Linked DNA regions of Homo sapiens: region 1 is linked to region 2. A link is an interaction called in ENCODE POLR2A ChIA-PET data of the cell type or tissue named here. Cell type or tissue: A673. All regions are shown on one strand. Links, peaks and the distances in the headings refer to the core of each region. The heading gives the core; the rest is flanking DNA. Region 1 overlaps AMBRA1 (autophagy and beclin 1 regulator 1). Region 2 overlaps ATG13 (autophagy related 13).

Region 1 (17,033 bases), core at 4,219-12,218, 110 kb before region 2:
TTCTGTCACCCAGGCTGGAGTGCAGTGGCACAATCTCAGCACACTGCAACCTCTGCCTCCTAGGCTCAAGCAATCCTCGCACCTCAGCCTCCCAAGTAGCTGGGACCACAGGCGCATGGCACCATGCTCAGCTAATTTTATATAATTTTGTGTATAATATTTTTGGTATAATATCCTGCCCAGGCTGGTCTCAAACTCCTGAACTCAAGCAATCCTCCTGTCTTGGTCTCCTGAAGTGCTAGGAATACAGGCGTGAGCCACCGCGCCCAGCCCACAGTTCCATGCAAAGCCTGAGAAAAACTCAAGCTCGGTGCACAACATGGTGCAAGACAACCCGCTAGCCAGTTACTAGGACAAAGAGGATCTTGCTTTGATGATCATGATCGGAGTACAGGAATATCTGTACTTAGGCAAAGATGCCCTAAGACAACAGAAATCCAACCTGAACATATCTTAGAGCCTCCTGTACTATGTCACAACGGGCTGAAGGAAGCAAAAGTAGATGTTCATCTTAGCAAGAATGGAAGACAATCTCAGGGCATGCTTAAGCTATTGCAAAAAAAAAAAAAAGGAATGGAAGACAGGGAATTAGACTTCCTATTAATTAAGTGGGCAATGTCTACAACAATATATTCAGATGTAGTCCTAAGAATCTGGCTAGGCTCTTCCAGAATTAAAAAACCAATGGTAAACAAGTCTCTGCATTTAGAATACCAAAAGAAGCCGGGCATGGTGGCTCATGCCTGTAATCCCAGCACTTTGGGAGGCCGAGGCAGGCAGACCACTTGAGGTCAGGAGTTCAAGATCAGCCTGGCCAACATAGTGAATCCCCGTCTCTACTAAAAACACAAAAATGAGCCAGGCATGATGGCACATGCCTGTAATCCCAGCTACTTGGGAGGCTGAAGCAGAAGTATCACTTGAACCTGGGAGACGGAGGTTGCAGCGAGCCAAGATCACACCACTGGGCAACAGAGCGAGACTCCGTCTCAAAAAAAAAAAATTAGAACACCAAAAGAAAAGGGTATCTTAAGGAAATACTCACGTGTAAATCCCAAATCCTAACCTCCCCATCTAGGCAGCCAGAAGCAATAAGGCCTGAGATGGTGGGATGAAAAGTGACACACCATGGAGTACGGCGGTGTCCAATCAGGGAATGAACACACTTGCCAGTCTTCACCTCCGTAATATAGATATTATGGTTCACATGGGTGGAGGCTAAGAGAGTCCTAGAAAATCAAAGAGTAGAACTGAATTCAGAAGCATGTGGAAGGGTAACCAATCTTATCAACTTTGGACGACATAGAATATTGATGCTACCTGCCAATCCCAACATGAAAGAAACTAAGCTTTGTATGTTAGGCAGTATATCTACAAACAGAAATATTCTGATCTTTAAAAGCTTTTGGCTTGTCCACACTGTCCCCAAATGACACATGCCACATTCGGAAAATATTTTTTCCCACTGGAAAAACCATCATACCACTGGTGAGCTGTATCACACAGGCAAATGATTGTTATTGAGAAACTTTCCAAGTTTTGATCCTCTCAGTTTCCTTTGCTTGTTCTCATGATTTTTCAGGTTAGCACTGCTCATCTACTTTCTTTCCCTTTCCGACACGGGGCCAAAGTGCTGTTCATACAGTACTTCAGAGAGACTTTAGGGACTGACTTGGAAGATCAAGCCAGGCCAAATATACAGAAAGCACTGTTATCACAAATCTTAAGTTATAGATAAATACTGAGTACCTGTCTGGGCTGAAGGCCAATAAGAAGGTAGAGCGTGGACTATCCGGCAGTTCTACTCTCTGGGAGACAAAAAAAAAAAAAAAGTTAAAATACATGATTTGTAGACCATGGTTCACCGTATCTCAAAAGCACATTAACCATTCTAGATTAGCATTCACAGTGTAGGCTTAAAAACTGGAGACAATGATCAAGCTACAAATTGAGAGAGATAAACCTAAATTACCTTCAGGAAAACTGTCTAGCTCTAAAGGAAAAAGATATTTCTAGCACATTAGTTCTTTCAAATTTACAAACAACTCCCTAAGTCAGATATGTCAACTCTCCCACACAAGATAAATATATCCCAACTCTCTGCTGTTAACCCATTCTAAGGTCTCATTCTACCATCACCAGCACAAATCCTATGTGAAATATAGCCATTTTCCTTACCTTGCCCTCCCATTTCATCCACCGGGTTTTATCTTCTACCAGCTCCTGCAGAAGCCGCTGAGCTCCCATGGCCCGAGCACCCCGTTCTCGCCCCCAGAGTATCCGGACAGCATTCTTTTCTGGGACAACCTTCATGGCGCTCAGTAGCCACTGTCACACCAGGCCCAGGAAATGAAGGAGCAAGTAACAGCTCCAACACACTGAAGCAGCTAAAATGAGGCCATACAGGTCCTTGTAAGTTGTCCTCATGGAAATCTTAAGGAACAAAGAATAATGTCAAAGAACGACTTCTGCAACGAGAAGCTTCTAATTGCAAATACAATTCTAGCTCAAAAGGGAAATTATACTTTTCCTATTTAATGACACTTTCTCAGAAAAGACCCTTCCTCCCAGAATTTTTCTTCCAAAAATATTTCATACTCTCATATTCTCCATAGCTCAACCTTGTAGCTAAAGAAAGGATCAGGCCAAGCACAGTGGCTCACGCCTGTAATCCCCGAACTTTGGGAAGCCAAGGAGATTGGATTGCTTGAGGTCAGGAGTTTGAGACAGCCTGGCCAACATGGTGAAACCCCGTCTCTACTAAAATACAAAAATTAGCCGGGTGTGGTGGCAGGCACCTGTAATCCCAGCTACTCATCAGACTGAAGCAGGAGAATTGCTTGAACCCAGGACGCAGAAGTTGCAGAGAGCTGAGATAGTGCCATTGCACTCCAGTGCCTGGGCGACAGAGCAAGACTCCATCTCAAAAAAAAAAAGATTATTTAGGAGTACCTTTCTCACTCATTTTCTCTTTCTCTTCTCCACTAAAGATCCAGGGTAGAGGACAGAGAAGGAAAGGGAAGGAAAAAAAAAAATCAGGCTCCTTTTCTCATCTACCACAAGACTTACAAGGAGAAAACTTCATCAGAAATTAAAATTCTACTAAAATGGCAACTAGCAGCACAATACACACAAGTGTAATGATTAAAGAACAAATTGTGGTCTATACAATGGACTATGTAAGCCTGATAAAATGGTATTTCAAAAGAATATCTACATATATACAGTGTTATCCACTGTGACATTGTTTCTTTAGCTCCACTATGAATGTTTTAAAAAATATAGGAAAGTTGAAAGAATGGTACAATAAACATACACTATTCTCCACCTAGACTCAAGAATTGTCAATATTTTGCCAAATTTGCCTCATCTATCTCCATGGATAGAGATATGGTTACATTGAGGTTGGTGTTTTTTTTGTATAATTTTGGAATTATTTCAGTAGGTATCAAGACACTTTAACCCTGCATATTTAATTCATTATGCAACTCCTAGGAAGAAGGATGTTCTGCCTCATAACCACAATAACAATACTATACCAATTATCATCTAATACTTCAATTATCATTCGAATTTTCCCCATTGTCCAAAAAATTTCATTTATGGTTGACTTAAAAAAAATCCAGACTCTAATCAAAACTCAAGCAACGACTTTGGACGTTTATGTCTCTTTAGTCTCCTTTATCCTAGAATGGCCTCCATGTTTTGTTTTGTTTATGTTTTCATTTATTTGTGACACTAGCTTTTCTTTCTTTTTTGGGGGGGGTGGGGGACAGAGTCTCACTCTGTGGCCCCAGTTGGAGTGCAACAGCGCAATCTCGGCTCACTGCAACCTCTGCCTCCTGGGTTCATGCAATTCTCCTGCCTCAGCCTCCGGAGTAGCTGGGATTACAGGCACCTGCCACCACACCCAGCTAATTTTTGTATTTTTAGTAAAGACCAGGTTTTGCCATGTTGGCCAGGCTGGTCTTGAACTCCTGACCTCAGGTGATCCACCCGCCTCAGCCTCCCAAAGTGCTGGGATTACAGGTGTGAGCTACTGCACCCAGCCGACACTAGCTTTTCTAAAAGATCAGGAGAGTTGACTTGTTAGAATGCCTTACATCCTAGACTCAACTGATTGTTTCCTCATAGTAGCATTTAGCTTGCCTCTCTATACCTTTATTTCCTGTAAACAGCAGGTTAGGTCTAAAACCTTCATTAGTTTAAATGTTTTTGGTGACAGTGCGTCACAGTTGATGTGCCTATATACCTCAAGGTGGAGTACATCAGGTGGCACATATTTTCAGACTGTACCATCATTAGTGATCATTTGTAGAAAGATGATTACTTGGTTGAGGTTGTTAAGAGCCAGACCTCTCTTTATAAAGGAATATCTCCCCCTTTACAATTAGCAATCTGTGGCAATTATTTGGCATCATGTAAATATCCTATTACTTCTCAACTTTTTACTTAATGGGTTAGCATTCATTGATGATTCTCTCTTGTACTTTTTTAATGGGGGGAGATGCTGAAAATATTCATTTTCTAATTCTATCATTATTTCTACATGTATTAGCTGGCTTTCTTGTACAAATAATAAATTTCCCTTAAAAATTGGTGCAGAGTAGTTACTACTTCTGTCTTATTGCTTACAATAGCAAAAACTGAGGATAACCAAGTGTCCATCTAAAGGGTACTGGATGACTAATCTATGGCAAGGAAGATTCTCTGGCTACTGATAAGAACAGATGTCCAGGCCAGGCGCAGTGGCTCACGCCTGTAATCCCAGCACTTTGGGAGGCCGAGACGGGCGGATCGCGAGGTCAGGAGATCGAGACCATCCTGGCTAACACAGTGAAACCGCGTCTCTACTAAAAATACAAAAAAAAAAAAAAAAAATAGCCAGACGTGGTGGCAGGAGACTGTAGTCCCAGCTACTCAGGAGGCTGAGGCAGGAGAATGGCATGAACCCGAGAGGCAGAGCTTGCAGTGAGCCAAGATCGCGCCACTGCACTCCAGCCTGGGCGACGGAGTGAGACTCCGCCTCAAAAAAAAAAAAAAAAAAAGAATAGATGTCCAAAATATATTGTCGAGAGAAAAAAAGCAAGGTACAAAACAATATATCGAGTAAAGCTACCTTTGAATAAGAAGAAAAACTAATGGTAACACGCTGGGGACTGGAGGGACTAGATAAATGGAAACAAAAATGGATTAATACCTGTCAGTGTTTTTGAAATGGAATTTTAGTTAGTTTGTGGGGACTTTATTTTTATTTTTTAAAGAAACAGGGTATCACTCTATCACCCAGGCTGGAGTGCGATGGTGCAATCATGGCTCACTGCAGCCTCAAAGTGCTGGGCTCAAGCAATCCTCCTGCCTCAGCCTCCAGAGTAGCTAACTTTTAAAATTATTTTAAAGATGGGGTCTCGCTATGTTGCCCAGGCTGGTGCAAACCACTGCACTAGGTGCTGAAATTTTAGTTTTTGAAAAAGGTAAATCTGTTATCTTTATCAAAAATTTTCTTTAAAATATTAAACGACACCAGGCGCGATGGCTCACGCCTGTAATCCCAGAACTTTGGGAGGCCAAGGTGGGCGGATCACCTGAGGTCAGGAGTTTGAGACCAGCCTGGCCAACATGGCAAAACCTACTCTACTAAAAATACAAAATTTACTCTACTAAAAAGACAAAAATTAGGCCAGGTGCAGTGGCTCATGCCTGTAATCTCAGCACTTTGGGAGGCCAAGGCAGACGGATCACCTGAGGTCAGGAGTTCGAGACCAGCCTGGTCAACATGGTGAAACCCCATCTCTACTAAAAATACAAAAATTAGCCAGGCGTGGTGGCAGGCACCAGTAATCCCAGCTACTTGGGAGGCTGAGGCTGGAGAATCGCTTGAACCCAGGAGGCGGAGGTTGTAGTGAGCCAAGATCGCACCACTGCACTCCGGCCTGGGTGACAGAGTGAAACTCCATCTCCAAAAAAAAATTAACCAATTAATTAATCAAAAAAATAAATTAAATTAAATATTAAATGAGGCCAGGCATGGTGGCTCACGCCTATAATCCCAGCACTTTGGAAGGCCGAGGCAGGCAGATCACTTGAGGTCAGGAATTCGGTATTAGCCTGGCCAACATGGCGAAACCCCATCTCTACTGAAAATACAAAAATTAGCCGGGCGTGGTGGTGCACACCTGTAATCCCAGCTACTTGGGAGGCTGAGGCACGAGAATTGCTTGAACCCAGGAGGCTGAGGCTGTAGTGAGCCAAGATGGCACCACTGCACTCCAGCTTGAGTGACAGAGTGAGACTCCATCTCAAAAAAAAAAAAAAAAAAAAAAAAAAAAAAAAAAAAAGGCCAGGCACGGTAGCTCACACCTGTAATCCCAGCACTTTGGGAGGCTGAGGTGGGTGGTAACAAGTTCAAGAGATCGAGACCATCCTGGCCAACATGGTGAAACCCCGTCTCTACTAAAAATACAAAAGTTAGCTAGGCGTGATGGTACGCGCCTGTAATCCCAGCTACTCAGGGGGCTGAGGCGGGAGAATCACTTGAACCCGGGAGGCGGAGGTTGCAGTGAGCCGTGCCATTGCACTCCAGCCTGGGCAACAGAGCGAGATTCTGTCTCAAAAAAAAAAAAAAAAAATTAAATTATGCGGTAAGTACATGTTAAGTGAAAAAAGAACACAAAATTCTATATGCAGTATTAATCCCAACTTTGTTTAAAAAATATTAGGAGAAAAAGGATACAAAAGAAATACAATAAATACTAACCATGGTTGTCTCTCAGTAGTGGCATTATTGGTGATTTAATAATTTTAATAGGCAAGTTTCTATTTTTTTTTCACTTTTTAATTTTAAAAATTATTATTACCAGAAGCCCAAACCTCATCACTCACTTTTTTTCTTTTTTGAGACAGAGTCTCGCTCCGTCACCCAGGCTGCAGTGCAGTGGGGCGATCTCGGCTCACTGCAACCTCTGCCTCCTGGGTTCAGGTAATTCTGTTTCAGCCTCCCGAGTAGCTGGGACTACAGGCGCCTGCCACCACACCCGGCTAATTTTTGTATTTTTAGTAGAGATAGGGTTTCACCATATTGGTCAGGCTGGTCTCGAACTCCTGACCTCAGGTGATCCACCCGCCTCAGCCTCCCAAAGTGCTGGGATTACAAGCGTGAGCCACCACGCCCGGCCACCATTCACTTTTTTAAAAAGTAATAACTATTTATTGTAAAAAGCCAAACAATAATTGGCTCTTTACATTTCACAAAAGGCTGCAATCTAAAGAGTACACAACCAGATGTATCCAAATACAGACAGAAAAAAACATTAACAGCCTGTGTTGAAGGAGTTCTCTCACTGGAGTACTAAGATGTAAAAGTCAGAAAGATTTCACAGCAAGAAAACACCAAGTTTGGCCAGGTGCAGTGGCTCACACCTGTAATCCCAGCACTTTGGGAGGCCAAGGCGGGCAGATCACAAGGTCAGAAGTTCGAGACCAGCCTGGCCAACATAGTGAAACCCTGTCTCTACTAAAAATACAAAAATTAGCCAGGCGTGGTAGCTCATGCCTGTAGTCCCAGCTACTTGGGAAGCTAAGTTGGGAGAATCGCTTGGACCTGGAAGGTGGAACTTTCAGTGAGCTGAGACCGTGCCATTGTACTTCAGCCTGGGTGACAGAGTGAGACTCCATCTCAAAAAAAAAACACAAAAACAAAAACAAAAAAACTCACCAAGTTCCTAGTCCTACACAGCACAGAGTTACCTAAGGAGTGACAAAGAAACAAATTCTAGCCTGTATCCTCATGATACAGCTCTCATCACTTATTAGTGCATAAATATGTACTGAAAATATCAACATTTTCAGGCCAACTTCCTGAATAGGCTAAGGATGAACTAACTGGAAGGAAATCATCTCCTTAGTAACCCTGACAACTCATAGATTAGGATCAGAAATCTAGACCTGAACCCAGGGTAGCCCTTCGGTCAAACTGCCACATAAGTGATTAATTACTAACCAGGAAAGTGCCAAAAATACAGTTCCTATTAGTTTACCTTAACCCTCTACTGCAATTCTTTTACCCAATATAAAAAAGTTCAGAAGAAACATCTTGAGAGTCCTTTGTCTTAACAGTGCAATATAAAGGCACTTTCAAAGAAATACACTTAAACCATTTATAATCTTACAAGGTGTGGTGGAAACAGCAGCAGTCCAATTCCTAAAAATAAAAAATAAAAAAAACCGACCTTCCGACCTCCTGTTACTCAAGAGGAACAATAAAATACAGGTCACAAGTACTGTATGACTCAGAAAACTGTGATGCAACCTCAGATTCCTACAGGATTCAGAAAGGGGAAAGAGTAGCTACAAATATCAATACCAAGAAAAAAATCAAAGGATCAGGATTACCAAACAACATTTCTATCAATTTCCAGGGACCTAAACACACTAACAGCTCAAACAAGAGAAAGCTTTACTGATGGGAAGAAGTCAGAGGGAGTAAAACAATTACACAATCTCTCTTTCATCTGAAGAAAAATATTTGCTGTTGCTTTAAAAGGATAAGGGACTTCTCTCCTGATATGCTCTTACCAGCCACCTGAGAAGAGATTTTACTCTGTTCCCTGTAAAGAACAAAGGGAGCTAAGTCAAACTGAAGTCACACAGGGCTGCTGATGAGGAGAAAATGCCAGTCAATTGTGTTTTTCATTCCTCTTTTAAAAAGGAAGAAGAAACAAGTTTCCCAATCTGTCCCTTAAAGTAAAGCAGACTGAGACAAAGGTTACCAACAATAGTCTTTGTGATACCGTCACACAGTCCCCAAAATCAATTCTCAATCACCAAAAGCTTATCCAAGTAGAAGCAAAAGACATGGCTAGGATATGTACATAAGACAAATGCCGGTCAGGCATGGTGGGAGGCCAAGGTGGGAAGGTTGCTTGAGTCCAGGAGGTCAAGACTACAGTGAGCCATGATTGCACCGCTGCACTCTTCAGCCCAGGTAATAGAGTGAGACCCTGTCTTAAAAAAACAAACAAACAAACAAAAAGACAAATGCCAAGATTCCATCCCATTTCCACACACACATACTCCCACTCCCAATAACATGACTGAGTACTCTCCAAAGGTGAGAAGGCAATCACCTTTCCAGATTTTCTCTATTTAATTCTAAGAGACAATTATATTTAACAACTACTCATAAAAACCATCTAGAGAGTATGCCACAACCCAGTGGGAATTAGAAGTTAGATTTAGAGGTTCCTTGTGCAATCTGATTATCTTATGCCAGGAATTTTACTCCACCTTCTAGCTATACGACTTTGGGGATACTTAACCTCTTTGAGGCTTCGTTTCCTCCTCTGTAAAACATGATCACAATGTCTGCTTCATAGGGTTGTTATGAGACTCCAAATAAGAAAACAGCTGTGGAAATATGAATCTTGTTTCTGTTGTTTTTATTACTATTGAATCCTCTCTGAGGTTCACTATGGTTTCCCTCACCAAACAATAGGGCCAACTGAAACCCCAGAGACACCACAATTCCCAAGAGTAGCAGATTTCTAAGAATTATGTCAAAGGCTGTTACCAGAAAACAAAGTAAAAAGTGCTCAGGGAGAAAATAAAGTATGTTTATGTGGCAAAAATAATTCATTGTGATTTGGGCTCCCTCTACATAGTTTAGTAAAGTGAATTAAAAACCAGAACCAACAATTTATAGCTGTATCTAAAACCTGACTAATAATTCATACCCCAAATCTTCCCCTTCCTATTGCATTTAGGAGTGTGATTCAGAAACCTATAGACCTGCAAGAAGCTGTTAAAATGGAGTCCAATCTCCTTATTTATTTGAGTAACTGCATCTCTCTTCCACTTCACTATGCCCATGTGGGCAAAGTCTAAGAGTCAAACCAACCATGTAATACTGACATATATTCCATAACTTGATTTAACCCAAGGATATAATTATTTTTTAAAAAATCCTTTAAATACTAATTCTAAGACCACTTGCATAAGTAAAGTTCACCCAAATGGAAAATTAACTACAAAATTTCAGGCTTTTAATTAGAAGCCTAAAACTGCCCCAGTACTCTTTGGAAACTCCATATGGATGGAAATACACAGGGTTTTCTACGACTGGCAGCTTTGTTTTTATTAATAGGACTTTCCTACGGCCATTTCAGGATACTTCAAGTAACATCATATAGAACCAAAGTTCAAACTGTAAGCACCACAAGCCAGCACCCACACCTGACTCCATACAGCTCTTGTGTGACTCTTACACTAGACTGAATTTACAGGGGTACAGAGAATGTGGGGAAAAACATCATAAATTTAGAACAGTAAACAACACATTCCCGAAGGCAAACACACCTAGAAGCAGAAAAACTCCAACTATTCCCTGAATTGTGTATCTATTGTGTGCAAAAGATATCCAAGGATATGGCAAAGTGCTAACTGGTTAACTCTAGATGGAGAAGTCATGAGTGATATTTATTTTATTGTTATTATCCATAACATCCAAATTACAGTCAATATGTATAGTCATATATATGGGCCCCGCAGTCAGAATGGTTGATTGAATTCCAGCTCCATCCTTTTCCTGGTATATGATGGTATCTTGATTTCTAGGAATAGTTACTTAACCTGACTGTACCTTAGTTTCCTCATCCATAAAATGTGACTATTGATAGTATGTATATCACAGGGCTACCACAAGGATCAAAATATTTACCATATGAAAAATGCTTATAGTAGAATAATAGCTTCATTCTGTAATGAAGAATTAGTATGAAAATGGTAATAAGGGCTGGTTGCGGTGGCTCATGCCTGTAATCCCAGCACCTTGGGAGGCTGAGGCGGGTGGATCACCTGAGGTCAGGAGTTCAAGACCAGCCTGACCAACATGGAGAAACCCTGTCTCTATTAAAAATACAAAATTAGCCAGGCATGGTGGTGCATGCCTGCAATCCCAGCTACTTAGGAGGCTGAGGCAGGAGAATCCCTTGAACCCGGGAGGTGGAAGTTGTGGTGAGCAGAGATCGTGCCATTGTACTCCAGCCTGGGCAACAAGAGCGAAACTCCATCTCAAAAAAAAAAAAAAATTAGCCAGGCATGGTGACATGTGCCTGTAGTCCCAGCTACTCAGGAGGCTGAGGCAGGAGAATCACTTAAACCTGGGACACAGAGGTTGCAGTGAGCCGAGATCACGCCACTGCACTCCAGCCTGGGGGAGAGAGTGAGACTCCATCTCAAAAAAAAAAAAAAAAAGAAAGAAAGAAAATGGTAATAAGAACACACAATATTTAATTTCTAAAAATAAAAAGTTTAGGCCACAAAGCCCTGTAAACAGTCAGACAAATTAAATTTAAAACAAATTCTTCTAGGCAAAATGAGACCGTCCACTGTAGAGGTCTCCAAACCATTTCATATAAAAGATCTTACCACTGTCACCTTTTTAAAAACAAAAAATAAAACCAGCCAGGCACAGTGGCTCACACCTGTAATCCCTGCCCTGGGAGGTTGAGGTGGGAGGATTGTTTGAGTCCAGGAATTCAAGATCAGCCTGGTCAACATAGTGAGACCCCTGTCTCTACAAAAATTGTTTAAAATTAGCTAGGCATGGTGGCATGTGCCTGTGGTTCCAGCTACTCGGAAGGCTGAGGTGGGAGGATAGCCTGAGCCCAGGAGGTCGAGGCTGCAGTGAGCCCTGATCATGCCACCACACTCCAGCCTGGGTGACAGAGCAAGGCCCTGACTCAAAAAACAAACAAACATAGCCCGGCATGGTGATGCATGCCTGTACTAACAGCTACTGGAGAGGCCGAGGCAAGAGAATCACTTGAACCCAGGAGGTGGGGGTTGCAGTAAGCCCAGCTTGTGCCACTACACTCCAGCCTGGGCGACTGAGCAAGACTCAGAGAGGACCTGCATGATAAGATACCATGTGGAGAGAGAGAAGCCACGTGGAAGACTATCAAGATACCAAGCAAATGAGTGAAACCTTCTTAGACCTTCTAACCTAGCCCAACCACCAGCTGAAAGCAGACGCACAAAGCACAACTGATGTTACACAGGGGAGAAGGACCATCCAGACAAGTCCTGCCCAAATTCCTAACCTGAGTAATTATGAGACAAAATAAATCTTTATTGTTTTAAGCCACCAATTTTGTGGTGGTTTTTGTACATCAATAGATAACTAAAACACTACTAACCTAATATCACCGGGCGCAGTCGCTCACACCTGTAATCCCAGCACTTTGGGAGGCCGAGGCAGGCAGATCACGAGGTCAGGAGTGCGAGACCAGCCTGATCAAAACAGTGAAACCCCAGCTCTACTAAAAATACCAAAATTAGCTGGGCATGGTGGCACATGCCTGTAATCCCAGCTACTCAGGAGGCTGAGGTAGGAGAATCGCTTGAACCCGGGAGGTGGAGGTTGCAATGAGCTGAGATCCCACTACTGCAATCCAGCCTGGGCGACACAGCCAGACTCCCTCTCAAAAAAAAAAAAAAAAAAAAAAAAAACCACTACCTACCTAGTATCTACTAATATCTAGCTGACAAATATCAAGAATTTTCTACAGAAAACCCACTATCTGCTCAATACTCTAACAAGAAGTTTTTCTGAAAATATGGAAATTAATAAATTTAGGTAACCAAAGATATCTCAAAATAAATTTATTTTATCACACTGGTGATCCTTTCTTAGGACTCGTTCTTCCTAAGTAGATTATAAACTCTGTGAGGGCAAAAAACATGTCTGTCATAGTCCCAGTACCTAGCACAATGTCTAGCGTAGAAGAGCATGAGTATGTGTATTTACTTATATTCAGAGTTGTGAAAAGATCCCAAATGAACCCAAAACTATCATAAACAGCAACATCTAGAGTTTTAAAAAGTGTGGTGGTTATGAGTTCAAAGTCATAAATTCAATTTCTACAAGTCAAATACCTTAAAAAGAAAAACCTAAGCCGGGTGCAGTGGCTCACTCCTGTAATCCAGCACTTTGGGAGGCTGAGTCGGGTGGATCACCTGAGGTCAGGAGTTCGAGACCAGCCTGGCCAACATGGTGAAACCCCGTCTCTACTAAAAATGCAAAAATTAGATGGGCGTGGTGGCACGCCCCTGTAATCCCAGCTACTCGGGAGACTGAGGTGGGAGAATTGCTTGAACTCGGGAGGCAGAGGTTGCAGTGAGCCGAGATCACGCCACTGTACTCCGCCTGGATGACAGAGTGAGACCCTGTCTCAAAAAAAAAAAGAAAGAAAAGAAAAGTAAAGACAAGGCTTTGCACCATTACCAACCTAATTTCAGCCAGTCATTTCATTACGCACATGTCATTGATCACGAGAGGGCCAGGCAAGAGAGTAAGCAAAGGACTAATCCATCACTACCTCAACTATAAGTAGGGAAGAAGAAAGAAAAATAACCTCAAAAATGGCAGTAAAATTTTTTTAATCCTCCTATTTGAAACACAGAATATTAAGAACAAAGTACAGAGACAGTGGATATTCTGATAGCAGAGATGAGAATATGGGATATTACACCTTTCGAGCTTGAGAATACTAAATACAAAACCTTCATCCTAATTTACTCCCTAAGAAAGCTGATCCTGCAATCTGGGGATATAGGAGTATCAGTCAAGTTTATAACAAGAATCAGTGATTTAATAAATAAAGATAAGACTAAGAGGTAAGAAGCTTTAATAACTGATTTTTATCGCTGGCTTGTTATATAATCTTGGACAAATCATATCCTCGCTGAATTTCAAGTTTTCCTCCAATATGTAAACTGAAAGTAATAATACCTTCCTTCTATCTTAAAGGAATAAAATCCTTGGAGAATCTTAGGGGAAATGGGTTATAAAATTTCAAGACAAGATTATTACTTTTCAAAGTAAAACTCAAGATAGAACAATAACCAGAGTATGTGATAAACAGAAGTTCACACAAAGAAGTCTCGCACCTACAGTTCTAAGAGAAAGATTGCAAAGGAAACTACAGTGATTATAAAAAGCCACAGATTACATTATCTCTAATTAACCACCTGACAAATTGAAAACAAATAATTCAACAGAACTAAGATCAATCAATTAAAATTATACACAGTCCCTTTCTTTATAAGAAGCCAAAATCCCAGAAATAAACTGTCAACAGACAGAACCTGCACCTCTACTGCACACAGGCAGCAGCATTAGTTTTTTATATATAAACTCAAAATAAGACCGACCTCTGTATAGGATATATCACAAATGGGCTAACAATTTTACAAAATGTTTTGAAGATACAAAACTGAGTAAATTCTAATTACTGTAACTATAATAAGGGGGGAGAAGTGAAGCACCAGCTTTCCTGCTACAGATTTTGCTTACTAGAGCTTTCTAAAGTAACTCACAATGATGCTGCCTAATGTCTGAAACACGGGAAAGCTTGTGCTCAAAACAAAGTGTGATCAAAACCGGAAATAGAAAGCAATAAGACCCAAATTTGAGACTGACAATTTTCCTTACTCCCACTTACCTCAGAAGGATGAAGAAAAAAGAAACGGAAGTTTTATCTGCAAATTATTCTGGAGAAAACAGTGTGCTGAGAACACAAGAACTCCTAAAAACGGAAGGAAGAACAAGGAGGAAAGCACTAAACCAAGAAGAAACTGAAGCTCAATTTTTTGGTTTCAAGCTATCAAAAGAATCAAGAAGACCAAGAAGGCTACTCTTAAATGTACAGAAATGGCAAAAGATTTCCTATTAGCAAGCAACAAAAAAAGAGTAGCTTCTGATGGAAGAAATTTCAGAGGCAAAACAGCTTAACCCCAGAAACGGAAACTGAAACCAGCTGCCTCAAACAGACCTAATGACTTTGGCAACAATATACCTTTCATCCACCAACAATATCAGGAGGCTGGAGTAGGGCCGATTTCAAATCATAAAGGATCACATCTTTCTATTCTCTGCATAGTCTTTGAGAAAGAATCCAACTCCTTCCTGGGAGCACCACATTGCCCCCAATTCTTCCTGGAAACCCCTGGAGCTACAGCAAGAATATTGTTGGGCCAGGCGCAGTAGCTCACACCTGTAATCCCAGCACTTTAAGAGGCCAAGGCAGGTGGATCACCTGAGGTCAGGAGTTCGAGACTAGCCTGGCCAACACGGTGAAACCCTGTCTCTACTAAAAATACAAAAATTAGCTGGGCGTGGTGTCACGCGCCTGTAATCCCAGCTACTCGGAAGGCTGAGGCAGGAGAATCGCTTGAACCTAGGAGGTGGAAGTTGCAGTGAGCCGAGATCATGCCATTGCACTCCAGCCTAGGTAACAAAGTGAGACTCCATCTCAAAAAAAAAAGGAAAGAATATTGTCAGAAAAAAAAAAAAGCTTTGAGAACATTAACCCAGGAATCTTCACAAGTCCTAGGACAGATGTGATTACTCATCAGACAAATAAGAAAAACAAAACCTGGAAGAGGTTAAGAAATTCATCTAGATTCACAGATGAGTCTGGAGCCAAAGCAGGATTTGAATTCAGGCTTTTCCTTCAGATAGTACCAGAGCTACACTCCCAGTCCTTGCTTGGCTTAGTAGATACTGTGTTCAGTGTTTTCCAATCTTATAGTCAGCCCAGGTCAGGTTCTTGGCTGACTAAAATAGGGAAAGAAAAAATTTCCCTCGAGGCTTCAAGAAAAGAAGTCAAATTATTAAACACAGAGTTCTTATGCTAAAAGGCCGACATGCCACCCTACCATGCCAATCACATTTCTTAGCCAATCAAAAGAAGGCATTAGATTTAAGAACCTAGTTATTTAAATCTGAGTAGAAGCTGGATTCCATTTCCCCAACTTTCCAAATAAAGAACACTTAAAGATGGGGAAGGATGTAAAAGCACTGATAAATAACCAACAAGCATTGATTAAGCAGGTATTATGTTGGCACTGTTCTAGGCACTGAGGATACTATAGTAAAGAAGAACATTCTTGCCCCCCAAAAGCTTATGTGATTTTTATATAATTAAATATTAACAATACTTTCAAGTACTGAAAAAGGCTAGAAAGAAAATATGGCAGGTGAAAGAAAACAACACACCCTTTTACCTGGGGTGGCCAGAGAAAGCCTCTCTGAGATGACATTTGAGTTAAGACTGGCATCTTGAAATAGAAACCTTGAGAAAAGAGGCAGGTGAAAAAAATATTTCAAGGAGGATGAGGAGTACCAAGTACTAAGGTCCCTAACAGGTAAGCTTAGCGCATGTGAAGGCCGGAAATAAGGCCAACATGGCTGGAGCACCACTAACAAGGAAGAGAATAAAGACAGGTTGGTACTAGCAGACCATGATAAAATTTGGATTTTATTAAGTGTAATGGGTTACTATTAGAGGATTTTAGCTAAGGAAATGACAAGATGATGGGAATTTGGGCCAGGGTTATAGCAATATAAGAGATGAATAGTCATACTCAGAATATATTTTGGAGAAACAGCTAAGGGAATTACAGATGCATTGTATTTGAGGTGTGAGAGAGAAATGAAGAGTGATTCCTAAGTTTTGGGCCTAAGTCCCAAGTGGATAGTGGAGACACTTATTGAGAAGGGTTCTACTATATGTGTTATGTTTGCGGGTGGGGGAGCAGATTAAAGGGATAAATCAATAGTTTAGGATCACTTTCTATTTTTCTATGAATATGAGCCTGAGAAAATATGAATTCAAGAGAAACTTAAATTTTTCCTATAAATTAATAGTATAATAAATATAATGCAACATTGGTTCTTTTTTTTTTTTTTGAGAAGGAGTTTCACTCTTGTTGCCCACGCTGGAGTGCAATGGCATGATCTCGACTCACTGCAATCTCCGCCTCCCAGGTTCAAGCGATTCTTCTACCTCAGCCTCCTGAGTAGCTGGGATTACAGGCACATGCCACCACACCTAATTTTTTATATTTTTAGTGGAAACAGGGTTTCACCATGTTAGCCAAGCTGGTCTCAAACTCCTGACCTCAGGTGATCTGCCTGCCTTGCCATCCCAATGTGCTGAAACTACCGTGCCTGGCCTGCTTCCTATTCTTAA
Region 2 (8,000 bases), core at 1-8,000:
GTGGCTAACACCTATAATCCCGGCACTTTGGGAAGCTGAGATCTGTGGATTGCTCAAGCCCAGGAGTTGGAGATCAGCCCAGGCAATGTGGTGAAACACTGTTTCTACCAATTTTTTTTTTTTTTTTTGAGACGGATTTTCACTCTTGTTGTCCAGGCTGGAGTGCAGTGGCATGATCTTGGCTCACCGCAGCCTTCACCTCTTGGGTTCAAACAGTTCTCCTGCCTGAGCCTCCCGAGTAGCTGGGGTTACAGGCATGCGCCACCACGCCCGGTTAATTTTTGTATTTTTAGTAGAGACGGGGTTTCTCCATGTTGGTCAGGCTGGTCTCAAGCTCCTGACCTCAGATGATCCGCCTGCTTCGGCCTCCCAAAATGCTGGAATTACAGGTGTGAGTGAGTCTACCAATTTAGAAAAAAAGAAAAGAAAAGAAAATGCTCTCTCAAATAATAGGTCAGGTAAGATGTTTGGGTTTAAAAAACAGGCTGGATGCAGTGGCTCACACCTGTAATCCTAGCACTTTGGGAGGCTGAGGCTGGAGGATTGCTTGAGCTTAGGAATTCAAGACCAGCCTGGGCAACAGAGGGAGACCCCTGTCTCTACAAAAAATTAAGTTAGCTGAGCATGGTGGTACATTCCTGTAGTCCCAGCTACTCGAGGCTGAAGCAGGAGGATTGCTTGAGCCTGGGAAGGCTGCAGTGAGACATGCCACAGCACTCTAGCCTGGGTGACAGAGTGACACCTTGTCTTAAAAATGAGAAACAAGAACAAAACATTGTCAAACCTCTGAGTGCCACTCTCTGGAATGTTTGAAATTATTGAGGACTCCACATGCCTTTCTTGCCAGTACGAACTGTGTGAAACCGTTCTTAGCACAGGTCCCATCTCTATCTAATCACCTTTTATAGCCTTTCTGAAATTGACTGCCACCACCATAAAATTCATTATTTCTTTCTTTTCACTTTAGAACTGCTGGTGAGGACACTGGAGTAATATACCCGTCTGTAGAAGACTCTCAAGAAGTGTGTACCACCTCTTTTTCCACCTCCCCACCATCCCAGGTAGGGGGAAGCAGGTTCTGGGGTGGTGGTAGTTATTTGGTATATATATGGGCTTTATGAAATGGTGTCCAAATTTAGCTACAATCCCTTTTAATAGTGGTGGTGATTGTTTCAAAGGGGTTACTTTGAGGGGTAAGAGAGAGCCTTCTTGTCCAGAAGATAGTATTTCTAGTCTGTAATTATTCATAACCTTCAAGATTACATTTAGCCCTTACCTTCCTGGTGACATCTTAAAATTCCCTAGAACATCAGTCACAGAATTCCAAATGCATTCTGACACCAGAGATTTTGTCTAACTTACACTTGTTAACTTCATAGCTACTTCTCTATTGAGTGGTAAATTTCATTTCTAATAATGGAAGAGGCCCCAAAGAGCCAAAAATTATTTAGCATAAAATGACAGGGAGAAACCAGTAGTACAGCTTTTCTTTATAGTTGACACAGATTTCTGCTTGTGTGTATTCCTTATCCAGACATTTTTAACCATTAACTTTTCCACTTCAGTCTTCAGTGGCAAACCCAGTTTCATAAAACACAGGCTCCAAACACTGTTGTCAGCTTCCCCAGAGAAAGCACCCCTGTGGTCTTGTTGTGTAATGTGTGTGGCGCCAAGGCTGCTTTGGCTAAACAGTCATTTTTGCAGCTGGCTGAATTGCTGGGGCACATTTCTTGCCTTCCACCACAAGTCACTCATCCTCAGCTTCCTTGCCTCCAGATTCCTCTTCTGCCTGCATTAAGTATTGCTTTCCTCTTTGACTTTCACATTAGATGGTTTCTTCTAGATCTACCTCAGTTCTACTTGCCTTTAAATCAGCCCAGATTCTCCTGTTTCAACTTCTTATTTGGAGGACCAGACAAATTCATTAGCTGTCCATGTGTTTTTATTTACTGTTGTTGTTGGTTTTTTTTTTTTTTCAATTTTTCTTTTTCCCTTTTTTTTTTGAGACGGAGTCTTGCTCTGTCACCCAGGCTGGAATGCAGTGGCATGATTTCAGCTCACTGCAACCTCTGCCTCCCGGGTTCACGCCATTCTCCTGCCTAGCCTCCCGAGTAGCTGGGACTATAGGTGCCCGCCACCACGCCTGGCTAATTTTTTGTATTTTTAGTAAAGATGGGGTTTCACCATGTTAGCCAGGATGGTCTCGATCTCCTGACCTCATGATCCGCCCGCCTCGGCCTCCCAAAGTGCTGGGATTACAGGTGTGAGCCACTGCGCCCGGCCTTTTTTTTTTTTTTAATTTGAAACAGGGTCTCACTCTGTTACTCAGGCTGGAGTGCAGTGGTGCAGTCATGGGTCACTGCAGCCTAGACCTCCCAGGGTCAGGTGATCCTCCCACCTAAACCTCCGGAGTATCTGGGACTATAGGCATATGCCACCATGCCCAGCTAATTTTTTTAATTTTCTGTAGAGATGGGGTTTTGCCATGTTGCCCAGGCTGGTCTTGAACTTCTGGACTCAAGTGATCTGTCTGCCTTGGCCTCCCAAAGTGTTGGGATTACAGGCTTGAGCCCCCACACCCAGCCCTTCTGTGTTTTTTGTTTTGTTTTGTTTTGTTTTGAGACAGGGTCTGTCTCTGTCGCCAAGGCTGGAGTGCAGTAGCGCAATCTTGGCTCACTGCAGCCTCCGCCTCCCAGGCTCAAACCATCCTCCCACCTCAGTCTCCCAAGTACTGTTTTTGTAATTCCAAAAATTAAAAAATTTTTTCCATCTTTGGTTGTTGGAGGAGATATTGGATTAAAGTCATAGTTCTGCCGGGCGCAGTGGCTCACGCCTGTAATCCCAGCACTTTGGGAGGCCAGGGCAGGCAAATCATGAGGTCAGGAGTTTGAGACCAGCCTGGCCAACATGGTGAAACCCCCCTCTTTACTGAAAATACAAAAAATTAGCTGGGCCTAGCGGTGGGCGCCTATAATCCCAGCTACTCAGGAGGCCGAGGCAGGAGAATTGCTTGAACCCCGGAGGCAGAGGTTGCAGTGAGCCAAGATTTCCCCACTGCACTCTAGCCCGGGCAACAGAGTGAGACTCCGTCTCAAAAAAAAAAAAAAAAAAGTCATAGTTCTGCAAGGCTCAGTAGCTCATGCCTGTAGTCCCAGCCCTTAGGGAGGCCAAGGAAGGAGGGAGGATCGCCTGAGCCCAAGAGTTCAAGACCAGCCTGGGCAACATGGTGAAACCCTGTCTCTACCAAAAATAAAAAAATTAGCGGGTGTGTTGGTACAAACCTGTAGTTGCAGCTGCTTGGAAGGCTGATCTGGGAGGATCGCCTGAGCCTGGGAGGTTGAAGCTGTAGTGAGCTGAGATCGCACCACTGCCCTCCAGCCTGGGTGACAGAGCGAGATCCTGTCTCAAAAAAAAATAAAATAATAAACTCACAGTTGTAATCTGTTTCAAAAGCAGGAGTTAATGTCTGTGATTGATGTTGTAGAATCCATGGATCACTATTGTTTCTATTGTCCTAGTTTGTTTTGGGTGAAAGAGATTCTTGTTCTAAAGTTGCCAGAACAGTTTAGTTTGGGGGTTTGAGAATTGTCATTCCCCTGCTCTCATGAACATATGTAGGCATGAATGTCAGCAGTGATCTGGTCAGGGGAGCTTCTTGTATGCTTACTGACACAGAGTAGCATTGACAAAAAAAGCAGACAAAGACCTACTTTCTTCCTAGTGCACATTAATAGAAGCAGGGTTTTTTGTTGTTGTTGTTGTTTTTAGGTAATTAACTTGTAGATATGTCTAATATTTTTCTTTTTATTTTTATAAGCTCATCCCAGCTGTTCTAAAAGATATGTCAAATTTAAATTTCAGTAAGCAGTTCTGTTTTACAAGTAATAGATTCATAAATAATAAAGTTGTAACTTGCGAGATATGAGGGATGGTGAGACTAGGCCTTAACCAAATCAGTTTGTCTGTTTCCCTGATACAATGGAAAGTTGAACCTAAAAGTAAATGGAAGTTTAGTAGTTTCTGCACCTGGTGTTTGCATCAAAGTTTGTATGCCTGTGTGACTAGAGGCTATCTTTTTAATGGTAACTGTCTCTTATTGTGTCTTATTGCAATTTAAAACTAGATCACACCAAATTCTTATCAACAGTCTGCACTCCATAAGTGAGCCCTGTCATCATTACTCCCTGGGGACCTCTGATCAAGGCTGGTACAATTTGGTACAAAAATACTCAATTTTGAACCTAATTTCTCTTGGCAGTAGAGAGACAGTCATTTGCTATCATTTCTCCTCATTCCTGTTAATATTATTCCTGTTAATAATGTAGTATTTTTCTTAGTGACTTGCATAATTACTCAATTCAGCAACTTCTATTGGAGCTTTTGCTGGAGTCCAGTAAATACATGTTAATGTGATGTTGTTGGTTTTGCCAACAGTATAAGGATCGTTGTGCCATTTGGGCACAGAGTTGAGTCTAGAAATGAACCTACTGTGTGGCCTAAGGTCCTGCCTCTAGTTCTAAGCATTAATTAGCTAATCGGTCAGGTTTAAAACTGGAACAGTCCAGGCGCGGTGGCTCACACCTGTAATCCCAGCACTTTGGGAGGCCGAGGTGGGCGGATCACGAGGTCAGGAGATCGAGACCATCCTGGCTAACACGGTGAAACCCCGTCTCTACTAAAAATACAAAAAAATTAGCCAGGCTTGGTGGCGGGCACCTGTAGTCTCAGCCACTTAGGAGGCTGAGGCAGGAGAATGGCGTGAACCTGGGAGGTGGACATTGCAGTGAGCCAAGATCGCACCACTGCACTCCAGCCTGGGCGACAGAGTGAGACTCCATCTCAAAAAAAAAAAAAAAAAAAAAATGGAACAGTAAGACCCAAAATAATCATCATGACCATAATCATTATGCCCTTAAGTAGCTTTGAAATCATAAGAGTTTTCAACATGCCCCCAGCTTTTTACTTCATCAGGTTCACCTATGCCATCAGGGACTGTAAGAACGCATACACACACCCCTGCACACCCACTTGTCTTCCCTGGAATGACGTAGGAAGCATGCATCTGAGCTTCTTCAAGTTCCAGCCACCCCTTCAGCTGTTTGAAACTGTCCTGCAGATTCTGGGTTTCCTGAAAAAGGCTTTCAGTTGAACATTACAAGCCCCGCATCCTTACTCATCTTCAGCACACCTTGCATCTGCAGTCAGACCTTTCTGTTGGAAGCTGCTGTCTGACTTCCTGTCTTTTTTGAGTAGAGACAGACTAATGGTTGACTCAAGTTTCTCTGTTTTGCCAAGTTGTAGCCAGCTCACCTCAGCTTTGTTTTCTAACTGCTTATCAGGGACACAGGCATACATGGAATGCCCTGAAATAAACATCACTCTAGGAATCTTCCAAGTTGTCCCTTTGGAAAGACAGCCCCACGCCCTTGCCCTGCTTCACTCCTGACTCCAGTGTCAGTTCTGGCCTCTCTTGCTACTGCCCCTTCCAGAGTTTCTTCACTTCTTTCTCAAGTCCCTTTTCTTTTTTTTTTTTTTTTTTGTTTCTCCTGTCTCTGTGTGTGTCTGTGCACAGTGTGTGTTTACTGTCACAAAGGCACATTTTCAGACCCCTACTCCTGTGGTGACGGACACCCTGAGGGTCCCCATGGCAGGACTGGCCTTTTCCCATCAAGTGAGTCCATAATGGGAAGAAGGGGATATAATCAGATGGCATCCTTTTATTTAAAAATTGTAAATAAATTATAAGGTACAGTTATTTAAATGTCCCAAGTGTTCTGTGGGATTATTTTGAGGCTTGGTAATAGATTTTAATAGGACACAGCCACGGCCCAACAGCCTAAAATAGGGAATTTTCATCTGCCCCTCCTCCTACCATTGATGTGAAAAATACATGGAGTTATTTATATCAGATTTTTAAATAAACAACTCACAACTGGTATTCTGTCTTTTTTCAATATAAATAGCAACATTCCCATACCCAGGGGTGATGGAGGGTGTGATTAGAGAAGAGGACTTTCTATGTCAAAGGGGCCTCAGGACAAAGGAGAGAATAGAATGACTTTGGAGAACCTGGTGACTTCGGCTACCAGTTCTGCGCAGGCTTGTGCTCCACACATCTGCTGGGCTTAGCACTGAAACAGTTAGCTCAGCCCCTGGGAAAACGGGGAGCAAGGAACTTATTTGAGGCCTTTGGGAAGCTCCACAGCTTGGAATCCCAATCCCAGTACAAACAAGTCTGTGTTTTCTTCTCTAATAACGGCCTCATCTGTCCCTAACCCCTATCACGTCAGGCCCCCTGCACTGTGGGCATGTGGGCGGGAGCCATTCCTTATCTCTCTACTGAGCCATCTTGTTTGTCACGCTCTGGGATTGCCTATTTTTTCCTTGCCTTTCCTTTTCTCCTCTTTGTTTTTCTCTTGCTTAGCTCTCAAGCTCTCGCCTTTCCTATCAGCCTGCTGCCCTGGGCGTTGGATCAGCTGACCTGGCTTATCCAGTAGTGTTTGCTGCTGGCTTAAATGCTACACACCCTCACCAGGTATCTTTAAAGATGGGGAGGACTATGGGTTTCCAGTGCTGCCTCCCCTGCCCGGAGGCAATTGAGGGGTCTCTCAAGGCAGAGGGATATGTTCTAAGTGCTATATTCTGAAGCAAAACTCTTTCGTGACTTCAGAGACCAAAAGTGACTCGAGAGGAAGGAGCCTCTTAGACTTCAGAAAGGAAAGAAGACTTTTCCAGGATTTTTCTCCATTTCCTTTTTCCTCTGTAGTCATTAGTCATTACCGTGCATTTCTTCCATTAACTGAGTTTCAGAGAGGATAAAGATCCAGGGATTGCTGCCTACTTGGTGGCAGCGTTGGTGATGGAAAAGTCAAAAGCAGATACCATCATGCTAGAATGTGAAGTTCCCCTCCTGCCTGGCATGCCATGATTCACTGTCTCTTTCCATTTTTCCCCAAAGCTGATGGTTCCTGGGAAGGAAGGTGGGGTACCCCTTGCTCCCAACCAGCCTGTCCATGGTACCCAGGCTGACCAGGAGAGACTGGCAACCTGCACCCCTTCTGACAGAACCCACTGTGCTGCCACACCCTCCAGTAGGTGAGTTCACATTTTGGCTCTGTCTCTGGTAAGGCTGGCCAGGGGCCTGGGCTCCCTGACACACGTGCTTATTTAGAATTAGTAAAGAGTAACTTTCAGCATTGGCTGGGACATGGCATTTGAGCCCAAAGCATGGACTCCTAGCTGGGAGTGGTGGCTCACACCTATAATCCCAGCACTTTGGGAGGCCAAGGTGGGAGGATTGCCTGAGGCCAGGATTTTGAGATTAACCTGGCCAATATAGTGAGACTCTGTCTCTCAAAAAAATTTATTTTTCCTTTTTTTTTTTTTTTTTTTTTTTTGGAGACAGAGTCTCACTCTGTTGCCTAGGCTGAAGTGCAGTGGTACAATCATGGCTTATTGCAACCTCCACCTCCTGAGTTCAAGTGATTTTTGTGCCTCAGCTTCCTGAGTAGTTGGGATTACGGGCGCGTGCCACCACACCTGGCTAATTTTTGTATTTTTAGTAGAGATGGGGGGTCTCGTCATATTACCTAGGCTGGTCTCGAACTCCTGGCTTCCAGTGATCCTCCCGCCTTGACTTCCCAAAGTGCGGGGATTACAGGCGTGAGCCACCACGCACAGCCTCAAAAATATTTTTTTTAAATGAAAGAGAAAAAGTGTAGACTCCTTGAAGTTCCCTGGTAAGAATCTGATATATCTGCTGGGATGTCAGGAAGCTGGCGTGGAACTTCAGTACCAACGGGAAACAGCAGGAGCTCGGTTCTTGTCACCCTTATCCAGTAAAGGGGTTGTCAGATGTTTTTCTCTTACCCCAAGATTTATATCCTTGGAGTCAGTCCTTAGTGTTTCCCAAGGACCAGAACAGGGTGTTGACCATGGCCCTGAAGTCTGGGCCACAGTATGTCTGTGTTATAGTTGGGATTGATCTCCTTTTTCTGCTG

The links. Peaks named below come from ENCODE experiments on the same cell type or tissue, not always from the same donor. Only the 100,000 strongest peaks of a DNase experiment are listed, where the experiment ranks them.
Region 1: POLR2A ChIA-PET joins it to region 2 with 17 read pairs; 6 of 35 experiments call an interaction of 5 or more read pairs at or near these places.

The regions. Positions count from the first base shown.
Region 1 is chr11:46,546,068-46,563,100 of GRCh38, forward strand. AMBRA1 (autophagy and beclin 1 regulator 1) reads right to left here. Exons shown (of 18, transcript NM_001387011.1): 2 at 2,179-2,433; 3 at 1,750-1,808; 4 at 1,046-1,229. The coding sequence starts at 2,313. Among named protein-coding and RNA genes, the nearest start is that of AMBRA1, 39 kb to the right of the region's middle. In A673, for the core only: no CTCF peak of the experiment used is centred there; DNase peaks (open chromatin) are centred at 8,294 and 9,507; H3K27ac peaks cover 1,719 bases.
Region 2 is chr11:46,658,425-46,666,424 of GRCh38, forward strand. ATG13 (autophagy related 13) reads left to right here. Exons shown (of 19, transcript NM_001346311.2): 11 at 968-1,061; 12 at 5,573-5,671; 13 at 6,425-6,535; 14 at 6,959-7,095. Among named protein-coding and RNA genes, the nearest start is that of ARHGAP1, 38 kb to the right of the region's middle. In A673, for the core only: no CTCF peak of the experiment used is centred there; no DNase peak of the experiment used is centred there.